Regions from separate parts of the Homo sapiens genome. Here all the other regions are linked to region 1. Evidence: chromatin loops called from intact Hi-C (ENCODE). Cell type or tissue: PC-9. All regions are shown on one strand. Region 1 overlaps CCDC192 (coiled-coil domain containing 192). Region 2 overlaps LOC105379168 (a long non-coding RNA gene). Region 3 overlaps CCDC192 (coiled-coil domain containing 192).

What was found. Peaks named below come from ENCODE experiments on the same cell type or tissue, not always from the same donor. Only the 100,000 strongest peaks of a DNase experiment are listed, where the experiment ranks them.
Region 2: a loop joins it to region 1, with 25 times the contacts of the local background. A loop is called at or near these places in 6 of 110 quality-filtered maps.
Region 3: it touches region 1 in a loop (3-fold over the local background); 4 of 110 quality-filtered maps call a loop at or near these places.

What each region holds. Positions count from the first base shown.
Region 1 is chr5:127,871,747-127,879,746 of GRCh38, reverse strand. CCDC192 (coiled-coil domain containing 192) reads right to left here. Exons shown (of 7, transcript NM_001317938.2): 6 at 4,086-4,209. Among named protein-coding and RNA genes, the nearest start is that of CCDC192, 170 kb to the right of the region's middle. RefSeq lists enhancers at 3,711-3,790, 3,801-3,850. In PC-9, CTCF peaks have their summits at 1,227, 1,431 (motif pointing left) and 4,046 (motif pointing left); DNase peaks (open chromatin) are centred at 3,976 and 7,796; H3K27ac peaks cover 1,061 bases.
Region 2 is chr5:128,840,118-128,848,117 of GRCh38, reverse strand. LOC105379168 (a long non-coding RNA gene) reads right to left here. Exons shown (of 7, transcript XR_001742460.1): 5 at 2,418-2,538. Among named protein-coding and RNA genes, the nearest start is that of SLC27A6, 120 kb to the left of the region's middle. In PC-9, CTCF peaks have their summits at 3,316 and 3,517; no DNase peak of the experiment used is centred here.
Region 3 is chr5:127,931,159-127,939,158 of GRCh38, reverse strand. The region is part of intron 6 of CCDC192 (coiled-coil domain containing 192); the gene reads right to left. LOC124901059 (a long non-coding RNA gene) reads right to left here. Exons shown (of 3, transcript XR_007058925.1): 3 at 3,845-3,915. Among named protein-coding and RNA genes, the nearest start is that of SLC12A2-DT, 150 kb to the left of the region's middle. RefSeq lists an enhancer at 3,771-4,424. In PC-9, CTCF peaks have their summits at 3,748 and 3,947; DNase peaks (open chromatin) are centred at 2,428, 3,598 and 4,148; H3K27ac peaks cover 3,415 bases.

The sequences.
Region 1 (8,000 bases):
TTTTTCTTGTAAATTTGTTTGAGTTCATTGTAGATTCTGGATATTAGCCCTTTGTCAGATGAGTAGGTTGCGAAAATTTTCTCCCATTTTGTAGGTTGCCTGTTCACTCTGATGGTAGTTTCTTTTGCTGTGCAGAAGCTCTTTAGTTTAATTAGATCCCATTTGTCAATTTTGTCTTTTGTTGCCATTGCTTTTGGTGTTTTAGACATGAAGTCCTTGCCCGTGCCTATGTCCTGAATGGTAATGCCTAGGTTTTCTTCTAGGGTTTTTATGGTTTTAGGTCTAATGTTTAAGTCTTTAATCCATCTTGAATTGATTTTTGTATAAGGTGTAAGGAAGGGATCCAGTTTCAGCTTTCTACATATGGCTAGCCAGTTTTCCCAGCACCATTTATTAAATAGGGAATCCTTTCCCCATTGCTTGTTTTTCTCAGGTTTGTCAAAGATCAGATAGTTGTAGATATGCGGTGTTACTTCTGAGGGCTCTGTTCTGTTCCATTGATCTATATCTCTGTTTTGGTACCAGTACCATGCTGTTTTGGTTACTGTAGCCTTGTAGTATAGTTTGAAGTCAGGTAGTGTGATGCCTCCAGCTTTGTTCTTTTGGCTTAGGATTGCTCTAGAAAACCCCATTGTCTCAGCCCAAAATCTCCTTAAGCTGATAAGCAACTTCAGCAAAGTCTCAGGATACAAAATCAATGTACAAAAATCACAAGCATTCTTATACACCAACAACAGACAAACAGAGAGCCAAATCATGAGTGAACTCCCATTCACAATTGCTTCAAAGAGAATAAAATACCTAGGAATCCTACTTACAAGGGATGTGAAGGACCTCTTCAAGGAGAACTACAAACCACTGCTCAAGGAAATAAAAGAGGATACAAACAAATGGAAGAACATTCCATGCTCATGGGTAGGAAGAATCAATATCATGAAAATGGCCATACTGCCCAAGGTAATTTACAGATTCAATGCCATCCCCATCAAGCTACCAATGACTTTCTTCACAGAATTGGAAAAAACTACTTTAAAGTTCATATGGAACCAAAAAAGAGCCCGCATCGCCAAGGCAATTTCATTTTATTTTTTGAGACAGAGTCTTGCTCTTTCACCAAGACTGGAGTGCAGTGGCACGATCTCAGCTCACTGCAACCTCTGCCTCCCAGGTTCAAGCAATTCTCATGCCTCAGCCTCCCAAGTAGCTGGGATTACAGGGATGCATCACCATGCCTGGCTAGGAGATATTGGTTTTGCCTATCACTCCTTTCCAGTAATGAGATATTCCTTTAAGAAAGTGGATTTCTCCTAATCCAGCTCTGTGCTTTTCGTAGGAGCTGCCAGCTGGAGCATTCTCCTTCCCCACATTTACTCCCTCTACCCTGCCACCCAGTGGTGGGGACATGACCACAGTTTGTTCAACCTTATTTCCTCAGCCCTGGCCACAAAGATTGGTTCATATCCACAGATGGGTACCCAACCTAAGCTAGGACTGAGTTCTTTCTTGCACTTTCCAACTAGAGTTAGTGGAAAAATGCTTTCTTTCTTCCCTGGAGATTATATGATAAGGAGGGCAGCCCATAGCTGCTTGTGGCCATATTTCCATTCTCTTCTGAAGTCTAGCCTGAGAGAATCAAGTCTCAATGCAGAGAGAAGCAGAGGTGAGTGACACCGTTTCCTGATGGTACTTTAGACTGGAATCCATCTTTAGAGAGAAGCAGAGATGAGTGACACAGTGTTTCCTGATGGTACTTTAGACTGGAATCCATCTTACTCCAAGGCTAGTGCAATGCTCTCTCTTGGTTTGTTTACATGTGCCGGTAAATCACCCTTTCTCCTTAAGCTGTTATGACTGGAGCATCTTTCATTTGCAAACAGAGGTCTGAGAACCCAAAACAAACATTTTACAAGATAATCAGGGGAGTGGTGGTGTTCTAGGTCCAGAAATATGTGTGTGGGGGGGTGGGCCAGCCCTCATTGTCCTGTGATTAAATAGGGGTCATTGTGTATTAAAGTTACTGGACATCTTTTCACACTTTATTCTGAAGTGAATTCAGAGGCCAAGGTGACCAGATTTCTGAGAATGCCAGTTAATATTATTCTGGGACAACAATGGCCTTGACAACCTCCCGGACTATTGAATGTGGGTGAGGCTGCAAGGGGCCTGTGGAAGAGCAAGAATGTGCAAATATTTGATTTAGGATCTTAGTGCTAGATGTCAGTCGACTGACTTAGTTTCCCCACCAAATAAGAGAAGCAACATGTAGCTCCAAAAGAAAATCACTGTTTTGATCCATAATGGATCTTACAATGACTGGCTTTATTTAAATTTTAAATTTGCATCTGTTCATAAATACCCATGTTTTTCTATACAGGTAGTTTAAAAAAAAAATCCACAAAAATAAAGAGAATAATGGGCAAAAAAAGGGTAAGATTTAATGTTTTCTTCCCTATCCCAAGCCATTAGAGTTCTAGTCCCTCAGTATTATTTAAATTTTGCCCTATCAAAATATCCAAGAAACAAAATTGTCATTATACAGTAAATAATATTGAAAAAAATGAAACTAATAAGAATTAGAGACCTTGCGATTATATATATATATTTTTGCACCGGGTTTAAAACGCAATTGAAAAGTTGAAAGCTTCTCGTAAGCGAGCTGGGGAACTTTCTCCAATGTGCTCTACAATCATTGTCAGTTTCTTCTAATGAAACCAGTGGAAAATCTGGCTAATGCCTCAGAATAAGGACTTTTAAATGGATAATATTCTGTGACGGATTTTATTCTTTTAGGTTTCATGGTGGTAAAAGCAAATTTACAAACTGCCTTTATGTTGTTTCATTGAAAGAAAAAACTGTTTCAAGTTCACAATGTTACATGGCATTTGAATCCTGGGAAAGCACTATACGAAATTGAAAATGAATATCAAATTCACATGAAAAGCTTTACCATGTAGTCAGGTGCTGGGAGTGTCTCCCTTTCTGAAACTACCACATCGCCTGCTTCCTCCTCCTCCATTTGATTCTGCATTGCTCCTCTTTTTCCACAATTACTCATGAGTAATAAAGAAAGCCAGAGTAAGAACGATGGCATGTTCCTGGCTTTGCAAGAGTGGCACACATCAAAGGAAGACATTTTTCCCAGGAACCACAGCTTTGCAAGAGATTCACCAGGCAGGAGTGAAGTTTGATATTACTGTGACATAGCAGAGGGAATGCCCTGAGTCTCCCAAAGCTGGGAAAGGCACACTAGGGTATGGTCAGCGGCTGCTCTAGAGGGTGACTCTCCAAGTGTTGCTTGTGCAGTGGCAAGGTAACACACATCTCTAAGCCTCTGCTTATTCTTAGGGAATTCTTAAATGTACTTACCTTAGAGGTTATTCTTAGAATTAAATAGACATGGAATGCTTAGCAAAATACCTGGCCCATAGCACTGTATTAATTGTTAACTAGTATTCTTGCTAAAATTACAGTCTGAGATTTGGAGTTTTTTTGTTTGTTGTTTGCTTGTTTGTTGCCTAATGGTGTGTTTATAATTTGTTAGCTGGAGAAGTCTTTTTTTAAAAAGTCAGAACCAATGTGGCTATTAACAATTTTCTGAACTACCCACATTTCATCTCCAGCCAGCCTTCTCTGCTTGTTTCTGGTTCATTTGCCTATTGGTAAAAAAAAAAAAAAAAAAAAAATTCTGTTCTCTTCCCTGTGCCCTAGTCTGTCAGCCTGTGCTTTCAGACAGCTCTGTCTCACTCCAGAGCTCAGTCCCTGCAGGCACCTGCCTTCCTTCTTACGCCCTGCCCTCCCCCTGCTACCACCCAGCTTGTGCAGTGACACTTCTCAGATCTATTTCAGTCTAGCTCTTCAGCCTCACAGACTTTCCCTTAACGAGCAAACCGCTTATTCATTCCCTGCCCCTCTCAAGGTGAAAGTGAATCCAGCCTGGAGTTAGTAGTTCATGTGCTGTCTCTACTGGTGCCACACAGAGGTCAGACCAGGCCTGTAGCCTCGTTTTTTTTGCTTCGTTGCCAATACAACTACATACATCACCCAGCTGACGGGCCAGTGTGGATCTGTCACGTGGTAATACTGACCTCTAGGGGCTGGCTTTCCTTCATATAGAGTCTTTATCTTCTCATTGAGTTCCAGAACTGTGATGGCATTAGCTGTTGCCAAATCAGTCTGTAGTTTTTTCACTTTCTTTTCATGCTTTAGTTTCTTAAAAAAAAAAAAAATAAGAGTTTCCATCACTAGGGACAGACGCATCAAAGAAATAAAAGGAATGAATGATGTCTGAACAAACACTGCCTTTGAAGCCTGCTTAGATGAAACACTCCCTGTTTATCTAGATTGAGTCCTGTTTGAGGTTTGTGAAACAGTGTATGTGCTCCTGTCAGAGTGTTTGAACCCTCAACAAAAAAAAGCCCACTCTCTTCATCATAGTATCTTTTACACTGTTGAAGAGTTTTTACCTGGGTCAGAACCCTGTTGCTTATAATAGAGGCAGTTAGAAGAACTCTACTTGCCAGTTGGCATTTGCCACCGAGGTACTAATGCCTACTAGTATCAGATTTTTTTTCCCATCTGTAAGTAGACTCATATGAAATAGAGCCTTGATTCTAAGTCATTTCCCCCTCAACACCATAATGGTTTGCTTTCAAATACACTCTAAAGTGTGATACGACCACCAAACGCTGGTGTTTTCTGATATTTAGTATGGGATCCATACAGGGAAAGTGTCAAGGGTAAGAAAGCGTCAAGCATAAGAATGGTTTTTAAGCAGTAATGAACAGGAATGCCTTACTCTAAAATAATTTGATTTATGAGATCGAAATCTTTGGGAGAACTGCATTAGGAACTTGTTACATAATCAAAGGATTCACCTCGAGACTTCATGACTCGAAAGTTCCTTTTAGGGTTTCAGAGTAGATTTGATTCATTAAAATTGGATTTATCTGCAACTTTGGAGAAGCTGTCTGTTGTGAAAGGTGTTGCATTTGCGCTTTCGTGTTGCTTTTGTATAGCTACCTTTCCACTGAAGAGCTCACCTTGCCAAGTCTTTGTGGGCTGGTAATTAGGAAGCCGGGAAAATAATCTACTAACATTTCTTATCAGACATAAATCTTGAGATAGGGAAGGGATGGTTTTTGCTCACTAGGTAAGATCATATTCTTCCCTGGCCTCTGAAGGCACTATACTCAGGCAGTAGGGAACCACTCTCCTCTTTGAGAGTAACACCAGTAAAATCAATTTATCAAAAATGGTCTTAAATAGAAACAGGCCTCTCATTTCAAAGACCCCTCATTTCACTTTTTGCTTTGTTGCCAGTACAACTACATACATCATCTGGATGATTTATGAGATCTAAACCTTTGGGAGGTCACCCAGATCAGGTTATCTTCTAGACCCCAAACAGGAAGATCAGCACTTCACTAAAGCTTAGTTAATGGCATGAACATGGCTAAAAGAAATGTGTTACTCGAAGGAGAATGGTAGTCATGGAACTTCTTTAAGGGGAGTTAGAGGGTAGAATTAGGCAGGGTTCAGCCAGCACAATCCAGGTGAGAGGTACCGTGAGCCACAACACAGAGGCCTGGTTTTCATGGCAGTACTTGTAAAGAGGTGGCACTAATTATTAGAATGCATCCTCTGGGTGTCAGACACGATGCTGGCCAGCTGTTGAAACATGAAGGCTGATAGTCTCTGCCTCCAAGTCATGAAGACCTTCTAATGAATTCCCTTCTTCTGAGCCTCCATTCACTGAAAGCCTTCATAATTTGGCCTGTCATGTAGATTAATTCAGGAGAGACCAAGCTGACCAAGAAATATGTCTGGGTATTTGACAGCTGGACAGCTGTGTTTTTCAATTATTAAGTTGGCATTTTAATATATACCTCTGTCTCTGGTGAGTTGGTTTGGATCAACTTGTTCATGAGGATCTCATCTATCCCAGGCCTGTGGTGACAGCACCTTGTGAGGTCCTGGATGGTAACCATTGACCTTTTCCACTTCAATACTGTTCCATGCTCAAATTTCTACACTTTCTTTTTACAATTTAGAACTTTGGAGATATAGAGTAGGAGGAAGGGCACAGAAATGAAAATTGAGAAAGTGGAGAGAATGAGGGAAAATGAGGCAAGAGAGATTGTGAAGGGAGTGCTAGAAAGTGTCCAAAAAGAACTAACAATAATATGTGTGCTGAAATGTTAAGGACTAGGTGTGCTGATGAGAGCAAGTTGCACTGAAATGCATAAATAAGACAGTTTGATAGAGAAACAATAGATACGTGTTAAACCGAAGATAGTAAAATATTCACTATAGAATCTAGTTTTTGAGTTATATGGGTGTTTACTATATAATTATTTCAACTTTTTTGTATGTTTGCAATTTTTCATTATAAGATATTAGGGGGAGAAAGAACTGAAGATTTATCTTCCTTACATTGCCCCTCCCTTAATTCTTAATAAATGGTATTCAAATTCTCAAATCATGTCACAACTATTCATATGCAGATATGTATTTTTCCAGAAACTTTTCTCAAAGTATGCATTGACAGTAAATAAACACAAGAAAAAATAAATGCAGTGAGGTGAGAATTAATGAACAGTCACTAGGAGCTGGCATGGTGTCTGTCACTAAGAAAAAGTCTTACCAAGCTACATTTTCATTTTGATGGAATAATTTGATGGATAGAATGCAGGAACTCAGTGGACAGACACAGGGGTTCTCAATATCAGTTAAGAATTTCACCTTTCTAGGTACAAATTTTAACTCTTTTTAAAAAAATATTCAATTACCAGACCACTTTGCTGTCTGTCTTTTATGGTGATTATATGTTCTGTCTCTTCTTACTATTATATATTTGTATATTTACCTTATAATCTGAGAAAGAAATTGAGACTATTTAGTTTGGAGAAGACATTACAGCATACAGGGCAGTCATGCAGTTGACTTTAGTTACCTAAGGGACTATTCAAAAGGAGAGGAAGCTGAGTCAAACAATGTTGTTCTCAAGATAACATGAAGAACAATGGGTAGAAACCATGAGGAGGCAGATGTTGGCACAACATGAGAAAGAGCCCTCCACACAATCAGAGCTGCATCCAGAACAGGATAGGATGCATCCTGGCAAAGACCTCCTGCTCTGGGAAAGATCAAGCAGGGACTGGATGGACATCTTCAGGCAGGCCCTTGGTGACCTGTGGGACTTGGGTTGAGAGGTCACTGGAAGTTGGGCTTCCCTCAACTCTTTCCACTTCTGGCTTTCTCCAGCTCCCCGAGGGGCACAGCACATGAGTAAATGGACATCTCAGCCCTCAAAGCCTCCAGGGTTGGTACAGTTGGTATACTTTAAAGATAATTCTGGTATTTGTGAGAAGCTAGATAAGAAGGTTAACAAAGCCTGTGCGTCCCTTAGAATTCAAGGATAATGTGAACCAAAATATCACTTTATTATTTAGCTATAAGGGAGGAGAAAATGAAATTTAAATTAAAAATTGGATAAAAGACTTAGATTGGCTGTCTAACATTTCTGTTGAGACCTTTTGATTACTCAGATACATTTAAAAATAGTTCAACATCTTCATCTTTTTTTTTCTTTTCTCCAGAAAGAACTGCTCTTTGCTATTAATTCATAGCTTTAACCAAGCCCTTTGGGCATTTCAAACAATTCAATTTGCCAACATGTTTTTTATTAGTCATAGACATCAAATGATTTCAGCAACAATAATATTTTCCTTGCTGTTTGGCGTTCACTAGCCAGGCAACCCAAATGTCATACTTGAATCTAATGCAGTCTATTATGGTCTCCTTAGTAACTAGGAACTCTCTTTGGTGATTACTGAAAGGATAGGAAGGCTTTATAGCTTGGAGGTAAATTCCTATTACCGTGCTCTTTTCCTACTTCTCCTACCGGGTGGAAAGAGGGAGGAAATCATGTATTTGTGCAATGTTTTGAAAAGGAAATATCTATTCGTATCATATTGCTGAATGGCTTGCATTATTCCAAG
Region 2 (8,000 bases), 970 kb before region 1:
AAAGTTACAGTGTTATAATATTCTGTTTTTCTGTGTATTTACTATTTACCAGTGAGTTTCGCACTTTCAGGTGATTATTTATTGCTCATTAATGTTCTTTTCTTTCTGATTGAAGTAATCTCCTTAACATTTCTTGTACGACAGGCCTGGCATTGATGAAATCTCTCAGCTTTTGTTTGTCTGGGAAAGTCTTAATCAAGGATAAGACTTCATATTTTAAGAATATTTTTACCAGTTATACCATTCTAGGGTAAAAGTTATTTTTTTTTCAGCATTAAATATGCCATATCACTCTCTTTCTGGCCTGTACGGTTTTCACTAAAAAGTCTCCTGCCAGATGCTTTGGCTCTCCATTATACATTACTTGTTTATTTTCTCTTCCTACTTTTAGGATTTTTTCTTTATCCTTGACCTTTGGGAGTTTGATTATTAAATGCCTTGCAGTAGTCTTTTTGGGTTACATCCACTTGGTCTTCTACAACTTTCTTGTATTTGGATATTGATATCTTTCTTTAGATTTTAGAAGCTCTCTATTATTATCCCTTTGAATAATTTTTCTACCCCTAACTCTTTCTCTGCCTCCTTTTTGAGGCCAGTAACTCTTAGATTTGCGCTTTTGAGGCTATTTTCCAGATCCCGTAGGTGTGCTTTGTTTTGATTTTTTATTCTTTTTTCTTCCATCTCCTCTGGCTGTGTATTTTCAAATAGCCTGTCTTCAAGTTCGCTAATTCTTTCTTCTACTTGATCAATTCTGCTGTAAAGAACTCTGATGCATTCTTCAGTAAGCCAATTGCATTTTTCAGCTCCAGAATTTTTAATTCTTTATAATTATTTTAATGTCTTTGTTAAACTTATCTGATAGAGTTCTGAATTCCTTCTCTAGGTTATCTTGAATTTCTTTGAGTTTCCTCAAAACAGCTGTTTTGAATTATGTGACTTAAATGTCACATAACTCTGTTTCTCCAGGATTGGTCCCTAATGCATTATTTAGTTCATTTGGTGAGGCCATGTTTTCCTGGATGGCTTTGATGCTAGCAGATGTTCTTCAGTGTCTGGGCATAGAAGAGTTAGGCATTTATTGTAGTCTTCACTGTCAGGGCTGATTTGTAGCTGTCCTTCTTAGGGAGACTTTCTAGATATTCAGAAGGACTCGAGTGTTATAATCTAAGCTTTATCTACTTTAGGGGGCACCCAAGCCCACTAACACTGTGGTTCTTGCAGACTCATAGAGGTACCACCTTGATGATCTGGATTATCAGGCACAAACTCTTGTTCTGTTTTTTTACTTTCTCCCAAACATACAGCGACTTTTTCTCTGTTCTGAGCCACCTAAAGCTGGGGGTGGAGTGACACAAGCACCCCTGTGACCACCATTACTATGACTGTGCTGGGTCAAACCTGAAGCCAGCACAGCACTGGGTGTCACCCAAGGCCTGCTGTAACCACTCCCTGACTACTGCCTATGTTTACTCAAGGCCCTGGGGCTCTACAATCAGCAGGTGGCAAAGCCAGCCAGGTTTGTGTCCTTCCCTTCAGGATGGAGAGGTCCCCCAGGCCCTGGATGGGTCCAGCAGTGCTGTCTGGGAGTCAGGGACTAGAGTCAAAACACTTAGAAGTCCACCTTGTGTTCTATTGTGCTGCTGCTAAGCTGGCATTCAAACCACAAGATGCAGTTAGCAGGCGATGAATACTCCCAGGACAGGGCCCTTCCCTTCTGGCCCAGAGTGTGTCTAGAAATGTCACCTGGGAGCTGGGCCTCGAACGTCGGCCTCACAACTCTGATTGATGCCCTATCCTGCTATGGCTGACCTGGTATCCTAGATGTAAGAAAAAGTCCTCCCAACTCTTCCCACTCCTCTCCTGAAGTGAAAGGAAGGGGTCTCTTTTGGAGCCACAAGCTATGCAGCCTGGGATTAAAGGAGGAATGATGCCAACACTCCCTTGACTGCCCCAGCTGGTGTCGCAGTATGTCGCATGCACCCCCAGTTCACTGTCTCTGGTCCTAGTTCAGCACTAGGACTTGCCCTAGAGTTGCAGTCCTTATGGCCTAGCCTTTCAAGTTTAGTTGGAGACACAATGTGCTATAGCTCTTGGTGGCAAGGTTTGCAGGCACTCAAGTTGAGACCACTGGGATCCACGATTCCCTTCTGGCTAGGGCTGCTGTTAATTATCCCTCTGTGGGTGGGCGTCACCTGAGTTAGCTCTGATTTTTCTTTCTGCTGTAACAGAACAACACTGAGTTCAGTGCCTCACAATTGCTGTGTTCTCACTCTCCCAGCATCCAGAGATGCTCTCTGCACCATACAGCTGCTGGCGGGGTGGGGGAGGGGTGGCATCACCAATTCAGGACTGTTTTTTCTATCTGCAGAGCATCTTTCAGTGATATGAAGTTAAAACCAGGTACTATGAGTGCTCACCTGATTTTTGGTTCTTGTGAAGGTGCTTTTTCTGTGTAGACATTTGTGCGGATGGCCATCAAAGGAGCTTGCTATTCTGCCATCTTGCTCCACTTCACCTCTGTACTTTACTAAGGCAGCCCTAGAAAACCAATAGAGATACTAAGGTGGATGTTCATTAACTCGCTAAATATTTAGATGGTCTATAACACTCTAAGCACTGCACTAAAACAGGCATAGAATGATGAGATGCCTCAGCCCCTGTTCTCAAGGAACTCATGGCCAGAGTTTAGTGGTCAAAAGCAAACAGAATATCTCTTTTTATCACAATATTTGAGGTCAAGTAGAGGACAAACATCATTGTCCCACTTGTAAAGATAAAGAATAAAGGAAGGGAGTTTAAGTGACTTTTGAAACAGAACATCACAAAGGTGGATTGAACTTTTCTCAATTTACCAAGGAAAAAATAGTTTCATTTATAAGTTAAGGGTAAGGGACAGTGAGAGTAGAAAGCCTCTTTTTAAGCTAGGGGTCATTTTACATATTACATAATGTGTGAAACATTGAAGTCTAAACATTTGTCTCACTCTGCCATTCTCATACTCCAACCTCATTTATATCTATTTGTTCCTCTCTTTACTGGTAGTGTGCTTGTAAGATATTATGATGGTGGGCTCAACAACAACGGGGATAAGAACAGAATTGCATTGCATAACTATGAAGAAGACCCTAGTATGATGATCATTAAAAAGTATTTTAGGTGCAGAGAACATATAGTATTGAATTATTTCTTTAAGTAATTGGATTATTTGCCACTTTTACTCTCAGCTGTGAGAAATAATCGGCAGTGTTTGAAATGACACCATCTCTGCAGGACTGTCAATAATTATATAGGCTGTCTGGTGATTTTGCCAAGTTTTATGATGATTCCCATGAAGACAAATACAAGATTCATATTAAAGGGATGTTTTATGCTGTGCAAAAATTGACCCTGAATGACCTTTAATATAAACAGTTAGGGTATGGTATGGACTCCAAAAAAATCTCTCTGCTTTATTGTAAATGTATGCTAACATAAACGACACTATAAGATACTAGCATTAGGATAGCAATTTGATTTGTGTGTCTTTCAAGCACCCTTTTTCTTTTTGTAGAACATATCAAATACTTATTTATCCATTAGAGGGCAGTCTTCCACAAATTTTAATTCTGACATCACTTGGAAAATTTAAATGGTCAATTTACTGACACAATAGTCTCTCAAAAGCCTTAGAATTTTTTCATTATTTCAAAAATTATTTATTCATAATTTTGAAGACACTACACATTAAGTCTTCATATAGAATGTAAATTCCAAGAGCACATTACATATGTTTGTTCATTTATGTGGTATTTGTGGTAAGTGATCACAAATGTACAAAATATTTGCACCATTAAGCTGATACTGATAAGGCTATGTAATAAAATGTTAAGGCTTCAATTATTTTTTGGGCTTTGGAAACTCTTTCTTGTCTTCAGATTTTTACTGGTCCATCTAAATATTTTATCTTTTTTTATTTTTCTGTATTCTAGGCACAGAGAGAGCAGCCTACAACTCTCTGTAGTACAGTATTATCAAACCAAAGAAAACTAATGCATAAGGAAGGTTCTAGAAGGAAACATTCACTGATGTAGTGATGACCTCCAGACAGAAGTATGTTTAAGGAAAGGTAAAGGAAAACTTGCACTATTAGCTTTCCATATTTTTGTAGTTTGAATTTGATATAACAAGAATATGTTTGTATAAAATGATGAACCGAGTGGCATCTTTCATTTCAAAAATGTTATTACTTCAGTTAAACCTTATAGCTCTCTTTTCATCCCAAAGAAATTGTTATAAAGGTATTTTTGAGGGAAACATTCTGTATACAATCACAGATATTGGATTTAGAAGCAGAAGACAAAGAATAAAATAAATGTTGGCATTTGGGAATTTTTACTATTGGTATTGTTAAGTAGTTTGGGGGATTTTACAATTTAAAGATAGTAAGTCTCCAGTGAACAAAGATTTTCACCATTCCTAGTTCTACAAAAAAGTGTTTTTTAACCTATAATAAATTTAATACTTGGAACAGAAAATATTACAGAAATAAGAAAAACTTTACAACATAAAATTAAAGGCAAAAACTTTGACTTTTTACTCCAAGTAGAAGTTCATATGCAGATAGTTATTCAGTACTTATTCTAGATACTCAATTAAAAAGGAATTCAATTAAATAGGAACAATGATTGATTTCTGCAAGCTCCTTAATTCCATGAGGTAAATTCAAAGCACATATCCTGTCTACTCCATTGTTATGCCCTTCACCACTTCCCAAATCTTTCCACATTTTATTCATGCCCACAACCATCTTAGTTTTTGATTAGGCTTTAGGAGATGCACTAATAGGCACATCTAACCATCTGATATTTTCGCTTTCCAGATTCTATTCATGAACTTGAAAGCTGGGGGATCTTTTTTAATGACTGGAAGTAAAGAGGAGCATATGCTTTCTGAGAAGTTTCCTTTTCTAACTGAATGATTTGGTCCTCCAGACTTCTGTCTGTAATAGGGCTGAAAGAGCAAGTTCCCAAAAGTTAAGCTATCTCTGGTCAAAGACCTCAGTTATTTGGAGCATTTACAAATGGTAGCCTGGATTACTTCTAAGAAATTAATAAATAGAATATAATTCTTTTTCATATTTGTAGAGTCATCCAACAATATTAACTTCACTCTCTACTCATGTCTCAAATCTATGAGTAATGTACACTTTGTTTGTTGGGACAGAACTGGTGAGTGAAAATGGCCAAAAGGGAAATCTGTGGCTTGGGAAATTCTGTGAGTTTGATGGCTTAATAGCAGTATGAGATAACAAGTCTAGACTATATAAATTGAAATGCTATTATATGCTTTAAAACAATGGGAAGATCTGGAAAATGCATTTACCTAATTCATTTCATGCCTGTGCAAATACCAGAAAACTTATCTGCAGGATAAATGCAAATCGTAACACTCATGCATTATTATCATTATTTCCGAACGTTTGATCCTCAAAATTAATTAATTCACCCCATTAGTTTGTCTTTTTAAGCCCACAAACAACAGTCTTTAGTTTCTTCTTAATTAGGTTGGCTGGTGTGAATTGAGCCAGTTGAGTGCTGGTGTTATCCACTCAGCTGACCTGAGTTTGATATCAAAACTGTGCCAGAGTTGGGTGAGTTTCTCAAGAAAAATAAATACCTTACTTTCTGCCAGGCCACAAGGTGGGGCATTAAGAATATGTTGACATATTACATCTTGAGAAATGTACAAAAACCTAAGAACTGAGCAAGAAGAGGAAACTGAGGCCTTTTGGGGTTGACAGGTCATTGGGCTCCCTCCAATGTTCCCACTCCCACAGAACTTTTTCAAACCATGACCACTCTCAAGTTCTCCTAGTCTTGCCAGCTCTCACTCAAAGAAAATGGCCTCTCCTGTTGCTTCCTTGGGAACAGTTTTGTTGGCATGAACTCCCTCAAGTTGTCTCCTTTCCCGCTACAAACTTAACCTTATGTTTTCTAAGTCTCATCTCCTTTTTCAAAAGGAGGCCTGCCTCCACCATTTCTCTAGTCTCTCAGTATGTGATCTTCATCCCATCCTCTTCTATCCAATTACTCCTTCAGAACCTTGTTTCATCAATTATTATCCTACTTTCCCTTAACACAAGATCATATTCAAATTTTTTGCTTCAAACAAATCCCCAAACTTTCCTTGGTCACCCATATTCTTTAAAAATTGTCATCAACACATAAACATCTTACCTCTTTAAAAATCTTCTTGAGTAAGTAGCCTACATTTCCATTCTGTTATCTTGACTTCAATCTACCACCACCAGCTATGATCTTATTACTCCTGAATTTTTAATGGAAAATTACCCTTGTAATGTTTCCAATGCATAGTTGAATCAGTCCGTTCAACACTTGAAATTTCTGCAGTATCTGACCCTGACCATACCTGAAATTATGTCTGTGAATGAGTCTGTGACATCACACTCCTGCCTATTTCTCAGACTTTTTCTTTAATGGTTCCTATTTTTCTCCCAATATAGTAAACTTTAGGGTACATCAGAAGCACCTGGAACATAGGTTGCTAGATTCCAACCAAAAGTTTCTGGTTCACTAAGTCTCGGGTAGGGCCTGATAATTTGCATTTTGATTCTGATGCTGCTAGTCTAAGAGGCCCACATGTTGAGAACCACTGCTTGAAACAGATATATTCAAATTTTTTAATCTGCTTTGCTTCTATTTTATACTTTTAATTAAGAGAAACTACCTATTTCCATGCTTCATCTGTTACTTGTATAAGAATGATGCCTCCCAACTCTATGTGAAAGGCCCAATCATATCCTCTCCTAAACTCCTCACCCAGGTTGCCTACTACCTCTGCTTAAATTATAGGGACCCTCAGAATCAACATGCCCAGTATGGTACACGTTGTGTCCTACATCCCAAATGGGCTTCTCCATTTGTGCACTTATTCCTACGTATCATAGGCATCAACCCACCTGCACAAGGCAAAAAACTTGGAGTCAGCTAGACTTCCCTGGCCCTCAATCCTTTTCACCTCACATGTAATGATTCACAAGTTTTTCTTGCAAAACATGTAATGGTTACAGATAGAATCCTGTCAATTCTACCTCCAATATATTCCTCAGCTTGGGTTTTCTCCAGTTTTTCTTGTTTACTATATCACAAATGCATTCTACTTTGATTCTCTGCTTTCATTATCTCCCATCCTGTTCTAAAATTCATCTTTGTAAAATTAATATCAGATCATGTCATTTACCCCTTATTCAAAAACAAAACTTTTAATGACTCTGTATTATCTACAGTATAGAGATACAGTGACTTAGTATGACATTCAATATTCTTGATAATCTAGCCCCCACCTAACTTCATCTTATGGTTTTCCCTCTTGCTTCCTGATTTATGGTTATGCCTGACCACTACCACATCCAGAATCAATCACATAGAGTTCATTCATGTCTATATGCATGCTGGATTCTTTCCTTCTGCATGTCATCCCAATTCACCAGCATTCACCTGTCTTCTGACTCTCAGCACAATTAACTGCTTTCTCTTAGACTCTCATGCCATTTTATCCATATATCTTTTAGAGTTCATTCCACCTGGTATTATGGGCCTTTGTACATACATCAGGCTACATTGCCAGGTTAAAACTCCTTGAAGGTCTGAACTGTACATCAGTTATGTTTGTATCCATAGTGTACAGCACAGTTCTTGGCAGACTGAAGGCTTGCAAGAAATATTTAGTTGAATTGAAGCTCTGTAGTCAAAAAAACTTCATAAATTGGATAGGCAAATACCCATGAGACCTGGATTTCTAGCCAATGTGGCTGGTACTTGGATTTCCATTTCTCTTTCCACAGCATTCCCAGAGCTGGAGTAAATGCTCAAGTGCCACGGGGGTGCCCTAACTTGGATTTCCTAGTGATTAGCTCCAAGAGCATGTTCTAAACTAGTTTTGTATATTGTATTTCCTGAAGCCCTAACTCTTCAACTTCGTTTTGTCTGTTGAGATAGAAC
Region 3 (8,000 bases), 59 kb before region 1:
GCGACAGAGTGAGACTCCATCTCAAAAAAAAAAAAAAAAAAAAAAAAAGATGTTGGTTTGAGTGCCTTTCATAAGTTAACAAGCAACGGGAAAACAGCTCAAATTTCAAAAAAGCATTTAGTTCATTGCCTCTGCGATAAGCCTGTGCTTTCCAGCCCAGGAGAGAGAGTCCATATGGCAGGAGGCCTTCCTCATCTCCTGGTGTGCCAAGCTCTCACCTTTCCTTTCATGCCTGTGCTTTCCAGCCCAGGAGAGGGAGTCCATATGGCAGGAGGCCTTCCTCATCTCCTGATGTGCCAGGGTCTCACCTTTCCTTTCATTTGGCTGGAGCTGTGCTGTCCAATACAGTAGTCACTAGTCACATGTGACCATTAAGCAATGGAATGTGGCTAGTCTGAATAAAAATGTGCTTTAATGTAAAATACACATTTGACTGGGAGATTTAGTTTAAAAAATGTTAAATACTTCAAATTTTCTATATTGCTTATGCATTAAAATGATAATATTTAGAATACATTGTGTTAAAGAAAATGTATTTTTAAAATAATTTAACTGACTTATTTTTATGTTTTTAAAAATGTGGCTCCTAGAAAATTTAAAATACATGGCTTGCATTTGTGGCTCCCATTATATTTCTGTTGGATAATGCTGGGCTAGCATTTCCTTCCAGATGAGCTCTCTCTGAAACCCAGGTGGATGTGTTACCTGGAGATGGCTCTAGTTAACCTGCACAGATATTGTTTGAGAGGGAGGATCTCTGGTCCTCAAGCATTGGCACACAGATTATTTTTCTGTTACCCCAGAGGATGGAGTCATGGAAATCAAAGTTTGGCAAAAAGTGATGACTGCCAATTAATTTTATTTGCTGGGGAATGGGTGATTTCTTGCCTGAATGCACTACCACAGCAAAGCTGCCCCACCTTAAGCAGGTGTGTAGGTACCCAGGTAGCAGGCTTTTGTATCCGTGACTGACAGTAATGTTTCTCTCAGTCCCTAAGCTACTCCTTAAACTACATAAGAAACTGATTCAGGTGGGTCGAAGTGAGTTTCATCAGGAGTAGGAGAAGGAAAATGGCAGCAAAGTGGCCAGGGAAGATGCTGAGGAGAGGAGCAGTGAACAGTGGGGGATGCAGGGCCTCAGCAGGGGGCAGGGGTGGAGGGGGGTGCATTGGAACCTCACTGTGCCTGTCTGACGTCTTCTTCCTCTTTGACTTCTCCTTCCATCTTTTCTCTCCTCAGTTTTTCCTCTGCTTTTAGAATGAGTTATTTTCAACGGATTTGTACAATGAAGAAAGGAGTTTAGTGTCACCCCTGGTCAAACTGGTCAAAACGTTTTTAGACAATGCAGTATAGGTAGAGTTCACCCAGCTCTAATGATACAGCAGCAAAAATGCGGCGAAGCGGCATTGCATAGGCAGTCACGGTCACTAGGACCACATCGCCCTTCTGGAAGAGAGTATTACAGGGAGAAGGTGGAAAGAAAATGAGAGGAGAAGCAAGTGTCTAGGCAGCTTGGGCTGCTATCACAAAGTACTACAGATGGGGTGGCTTAAACAAGAAACTTTTTTATAGTTCTGGGGGCTGGAAGTCTCAGATCAGGGTGTCAGGATGGTCAGGTTCTGGTGAGGACTCTCTTCCTGGCCACCTTTATGCTGCGTCCTCACATGGCAGAAAGAGAGAGACCAAAACCTCTCTCATATCTCTTCTTATAAGGGCACTGGCTGCATCATGAAAGGCCCACTCTCATGAACCCATCCAAGCCTAATTATTTCCCACAGGCCCCATCTCCAAATGCCATCTAGTCGGGGGCTAGGGCTTCAACACAGGAATTTTGATGGAGACATAATTCAGTCCATAGCACAAGAAGAGGACAGTCAGAAAAGGGGTAGAGTAGATGCTGAAAAAAAGAGAGATGGCATGAGGATTCCCATTGTACTGTTCTCATGTATTAAATGAAAATACTAATAGACAACCTAAAGACATACTAAAATTAAAAAAATTCTCATACAAGTATATTTTACTACTAGTCTCTTTACACATATAAAACACAAATATTTTGTTCCATTTCTAAATACATTACAACTAACAAAAGTGTTTAAAACTCTTTAGCAAAGTGGGGGACTTCAAGAGCCTCAAGTCCTATTTGTATTGGAAAGTGCCCAAGGCCACCCCAGTGAGTTTTCTAGAATCTACCACTAACCATCTCACTCCTCTCCCCCCATCTAGTCTCCCTCATCTGTAACAGGAAGTGATGTGTGTCCCCAAAGTCCTGACAGCTCTACATGTCCCACACTTCACACACCTGTGGTCCCTCATAGGCTTCTGCTGGCAGCTCAGTCTTGCCAAGGCGGGTCTCCCGGAAGCCTGGAGGTGCTGTTATCTGACCAGATTTTCTCAGCCTTAACCCCACACCCACAGGATCCAGGAAACCCAGAGATTGCAACAAGAAAGGCTCTTCTATGTGAGACGGAGGAAAAACCTGATTAGCAACAGTGAGGGTATAAACTCATCACTTTCGCCACTACTGAAGGGGTTTTTACAGTCATACATCATTCTTCATCATTTTCCCTCTTTCTTCTATGACTTAAAATAGATGTAAGTCAGGACTGAGAATGATGGTGTACAGTTCTCGCAAAAAGACTATAGGGGATGGCCGGTGGGAATTGGGCAGGGTTAGAAAGATTTAGTGAGAGGAGAGGCAGTCCCAGCATTCTGCCTTCGGCTGACCCAGGCTGTACTCACTTTTCTATGTCAGCCTTGAAAGACCAAAGGCCCAGAAGAAAATATGACCTTGCCTTTGGCCATTTCCAGCTTCCTGTTCTTCATACCCTCAAAACCTTTATGCTCTGAGAAAAGTGACATGTGAAAGTTACATCAAAAATGACTAATAATAACTAAATAGATAACAATAGAGGTGACTGTAGTTGAAGGAGTACCTTAAAAGACTGAGCGTTGACTACATTTTTGGGGTGATCTAGCCTCATCTGCTACCAGTATAGGAATTATTTCTGTAACATCTCTTTGATAATTTTTTTTCTTTTCTTTTCTTTTTTTGAAACGGAGTTTCGCTCTTGTTGCCCAGGCTGGAGTGCGATGGTGCGATCTTGGCTCACCACAACCTCTGCCTCCCGGGTTCAAGCGATTCTCCTGCCTCAGCCTCTTGAGTAGCTGGGATTACAGGCATGAGCCACCACACTCGGATAATTTTGTATTTTTAGTAGAGACGGGATTTCTCCATGTTGACCAGGGTGGTCTCGAACTCCCAACCTCAGGTGATCCACCTGCCTCGGCCTCCCAAAGTGCTGTGATTACAGGTATGAGCCACCGTGCCTGGCCTCTCTTTGATAATTTTCTAAGCAAGTGGCTCTCAGTCACTGGTGTCCCTCCAGCTCTTCAGAGGTTGGCTGCCAATTGTAATCAATGAGTTAAAAATCTGAATTTTGTGATCACTGCAGCTGTACACTGTCACAGAGAGACCTGACAGAGGGAACACTGCCATACATAGACTGGGAAAACAGTGGGGCATCACTTGTTGCTAATCAGAGCAAGAAGGAGTGGTTTCATATTAGGTCAACATACCTAGAATGTGTGAAAACATTGCTTCACGAGTCCAAGATGTTAACACTTTTCTGTAAACAGTGATGCAGGGCTGAAAAGTGACCCAATGAATAGGAGGAAGAGTTCTTTTAGATTTTCTAAATACTTCTTGCTAAAAAGGGATATTCCCCTTTTGATTTCTTTATGGGTGCCACCAAAAAGTATGCATTGAACAGAGAAATGCTGAGAAGCACTGATCTAATTTCTGACCCAACTACCTCTAACAATGGGAAATATACTTGTTGCTAGCCAGATCCCAAGTATCCTCCATAGTCATCTTCTTGTTCATTCATTCATCCAATAATTATGTTTGGGAACCTGCACATAGAGAATAAATAAGATAAAATGTTGGCTCCACAGCTGCAGCTTCACAGTGAAGTAGGGGAGGGGCAGCACTGAGTTAGGCCCTAAAGGGCATTTGGGATTAGCCTAAACAAACACCTCAGCTGGGTACTCACTCATGAAGGTTTACTTTTCCCTCTGCCTTTCAAGCTAATGACTAAGGCTGCCAAGTATTTACTCAACAAGAAAGACCCAACAAGGATCACCGGTGAGGTGATTAAATACCTCATTCCACCAGAGCCACCCAGGATTGCTGTTTGGATTAAAAGACAATGTCAGCTTCCTCCTCTGTACAAATGCCCACTACTCTGACTCACTATGGGGCTGGTTTTGAAAGTTATGTATTATTTGTCTGCAACCACCACAGAGTCCAGGGTCATCTCTTGCCATACTTGGACTTGCACATACTTGGCACAGCTTTAGGACATATTCTTTAGAAATATATCCCTCCCACTTAAATTGACAAACCTAAACAAAACTTTTTAGGTTTTCTATCCTCTAGATTTTTACAGTGAACGTTTGCAAATGGCTATTCTCTGAAATAAATGATTCACTTATTTTTTTTGTATTGTAGTACAAATATTTTTCTTTTTGAAAATCAAATTAGTCCTATGTCTTGAAGTTTCATCTGTCCTCCCCTTTTAATGTTTTTACTTGTAAAGAGACCAATCTATAGTGCCAAGTGACTGACTTCAAAGGTACTTCAATTTCCTTCCACTAAAGCTGTCAACATTTAGGATCCATCTGAAGTAGGCACGTGTTAATTGATTTGGAAAAAACAAGCAGCATTATAAGAATACAATTGGTTGGCAAAGAGGTTTGGTCACTAAAAAGAATTAAAATGTAGTATATAAAATTAGCTAGAAACTTTTGATAATATAATGAAGATCAGTCTTATAATAGTTATATTTTAGAGGAAAAATTCGAGATGTAATGGCACAGTGGAGAGAATATATGTTTTCACCTAGCAACAGGCCCAAACCTGAGAGTTTAAGAAGATCTGTCTGTTTTAGTAAGTGACTTAGAAGGGAACAAATACTTAGTTGAGATCATGATGGAAGGGCTGCAGCCTGAATGACATGGGGTAGTGCTCCTGAGAGCAGTGGATCAGAGAGCCTGTAGAACACCCAGTGAAAAGGAAAACAAGAGGCAAGAGAGACCATGTAGGAAGCAGTTGTTGCCTACTGCTCATCTGGGCCTTGAGAAGTTGTGGTGCCTGCATATCTCAGTCTGCTTAGGATGCCTTAGTTTATAAACAACAGAATTTTATTTCTCATAGTTCTGGAGACTGGGAAGTTGACGATCAAAGTGCCGGCACGTTCATTGTCTAGTAAGGACCCATTCCTCATAGATGGTGCCTCCCAGCTGTGTCCTTATATGGTGGAAAAGCCAATAGGCTCCCTCAAGATTCTTTTATAAAGCATTACTCCCATTCATGAGGGCTCTGCCCTCATGACCTTGTCACCTCCTAAAGACCTTACCTTTTAATAGCAACCCACTGGGGATTGGATGTCAACATACATATTTTGGAGGACCACAAACATTCAGACCCTAGTACTCCACCAGTCTCCAGACCAGAGTGAGGGGCCTGGCTGATGAAGACACTTCTAGGACTTGTTTATGGTTTAGTGAACACGTAGAATGAATGAAAAACACTTGTCTCTAACCACTCGCATCACTCATGTGGCAATTAGATGCTCTCACGGTGAGAGGTGTGTGGGAGTTAAGCAGACCAAGAGAAATACAGATTCCTATCTTACTTCTTATGCTCAGTCTGAGGCATATACTCACTCCAGTGCCCATGCTCATCATTTATTTAAGTGGTAATTCCCTCTCGCCTAGTATTTAAGTATCGCAATAGCTTCTTCTCTGGTCACCCTGCTTCTGCTACTTTAGGCTGGTTTCAACTCTGCACAGAGAGGTCCCATCAAAATATAAGTCAGGTCTTGACACTCTCGCCTACAATCCTCCAGCGACTTTTCGTCTCATGCAGACCAAAGTCTCACACTGATCTTCAAGGCCCTATGTGATCTGGGACCTCTTTACTTCGATAGCACGTAACCTATTCCTCCTTCCTCCTCTCCAGAGTAAATGCAACATTTCCTCTGCTACATTTCCACAATTCTCACTGCTGTTCTACCAGGCCTGGCATGTTCTTATCCCAGGGACTTTGCATTTACTATTTCCTCTGCCTGCACAATTGTATACCTGAGGCATACATGGCTAGCTCTCTCAGTTCCTTCAGGTCTTCAACCCTCCAAAGTCACCTTCACACAGTGAAGCCTTCCCTGGCCATCTTACCTACAATTTCAACCCAAGCCCCATTGCTGAACACTTCACATCCATGTTTTCTGCCTTGTTTTTACTGACATGCTGTATCTGACTATTCTAGATCTGGTTTTTATCTTGTTTGCAGTCACTCTCCCCTCGTGGAATGAAAGCTCCATGAAAGCAGAGCTTTTTTATTGTTTTGTTCAGTACTGTATCCCCTGTGCCCAAAATAGTGCATGGATTGTAGTGATGGTCATTTGTCAAGTGAATAAATAAATGAAAGTTAAGTGCATATATAACACAAATCACCTAAGAAAGCATCAGCCCGAAGGTTACAATTGCTGTATCTTTAGGGTGGATACAACAATATCCTAGATTCCCTCCCCAGGAGTATTTTTTTCTTCAAATAATGCTTTCACTACTGCATTAGAAAAAATAAACTGGTGGCCGGGCATGGTGGCTCATGCCTGTAATCCCAGCACTTTAGGAGGCCGAAGTGGGAGGATCACCTGAAGTTGGGAGTTCGAGACCAGCCTGACCAACATGGAGAAACCCTGTCTCTACTAAAAATACAAAATTAGCCGGGCGTGGTGGCGCATGCCTGTAGTCCCAGCTAGTTGGGAGGCTGAGGTGGGAGTATCACTTGAACTTGAAAGGCAGAGGTTGCAGTGAGCCAAGATCGTGCCATTGCACTCCAGCCTGTGCAACAAGAGTGAAACTTTGTCTCAAAAAACCCACAACAAACTGTTGTCATTGCATGTAATATCACTGAGTTTACTTTTTTTTTTTTTTTTTGAGACGGAGTCTCACTCTGTTGCCCAGGCTGGAGCGCAGTGGCACGATCTCGGATCACTGCAACCTCTGCCTCCCAGGTTCAAGCGATTCCCCTGCCTCAGCCTCCCAAGTAGGTGGGACTACAGGTGCGCACCACCACTCCCGGCTAATTTTTTTTTTGTATTTTAGTAGAAACAGGGTTTCGCCATGTTGGCCAGGATGGTCTCGATCTCCTGACCTCGTGATCCACCTGCCTCGGCCTCCCAAAGTGCTGGGATTACAGGTGTGAGCCACCGTGCCCAGCCTACTTTCTTTTTTGATAGAAAACAGAAAGTTAGAAAAATTGATCCCCTAGATGTCTTCCCAATCTAGGATTTAGATTTCTATAAGCTGTAAAAATTGTTCCCCAAGTCTGGCACTGGGAAATCTCTGTTAATATGGAGAATCCAAGATCTCATCCTTGAAATTCTGCTTGAGTGACTCTAGAAGGGTGCCTGGGAATCTATATTTTTACAGAGCTTCCCAAGGAAATCTGATGATCAGCCAGGTTTCTACAAGTGAATTTCTGCTGACCTGCAAGATTTATGGTGAACCAAGATTTGGCTAAATCCTAACAGGTAGGCCAGAAATCACCAGGCAAGCCTATTCTTGACAAGGCTGCAATATGCACAGCTGGAGGAGGGAGAGCACATCTATTGTGCTGGCTACTTGACAAAGCTTTGCCTTTAAATGTTACTAGCTGATTGAATGCATCCATGGTCCTTGCAACCCAGCCCCGCTGCTTTAATTAGCTTACATCCCAACAATATCTTGCCAGTTCCAATTTGGCTAAATTATCTCCAGAACATACAGAAAAAATGATGAGTGTTCAGGGGTTTGTTTCTGTTTTTGCTTCCATTTCTGTTTCAGTGGATGAATAGATCTATTTCCTTAGACTCTCTTTTCCTTCCTATGGGTAGGGGTGGGAAAGAGAGGATGAGCCAGAGGGAGAGGAAGGAAGAGATTGGACTTTGGGT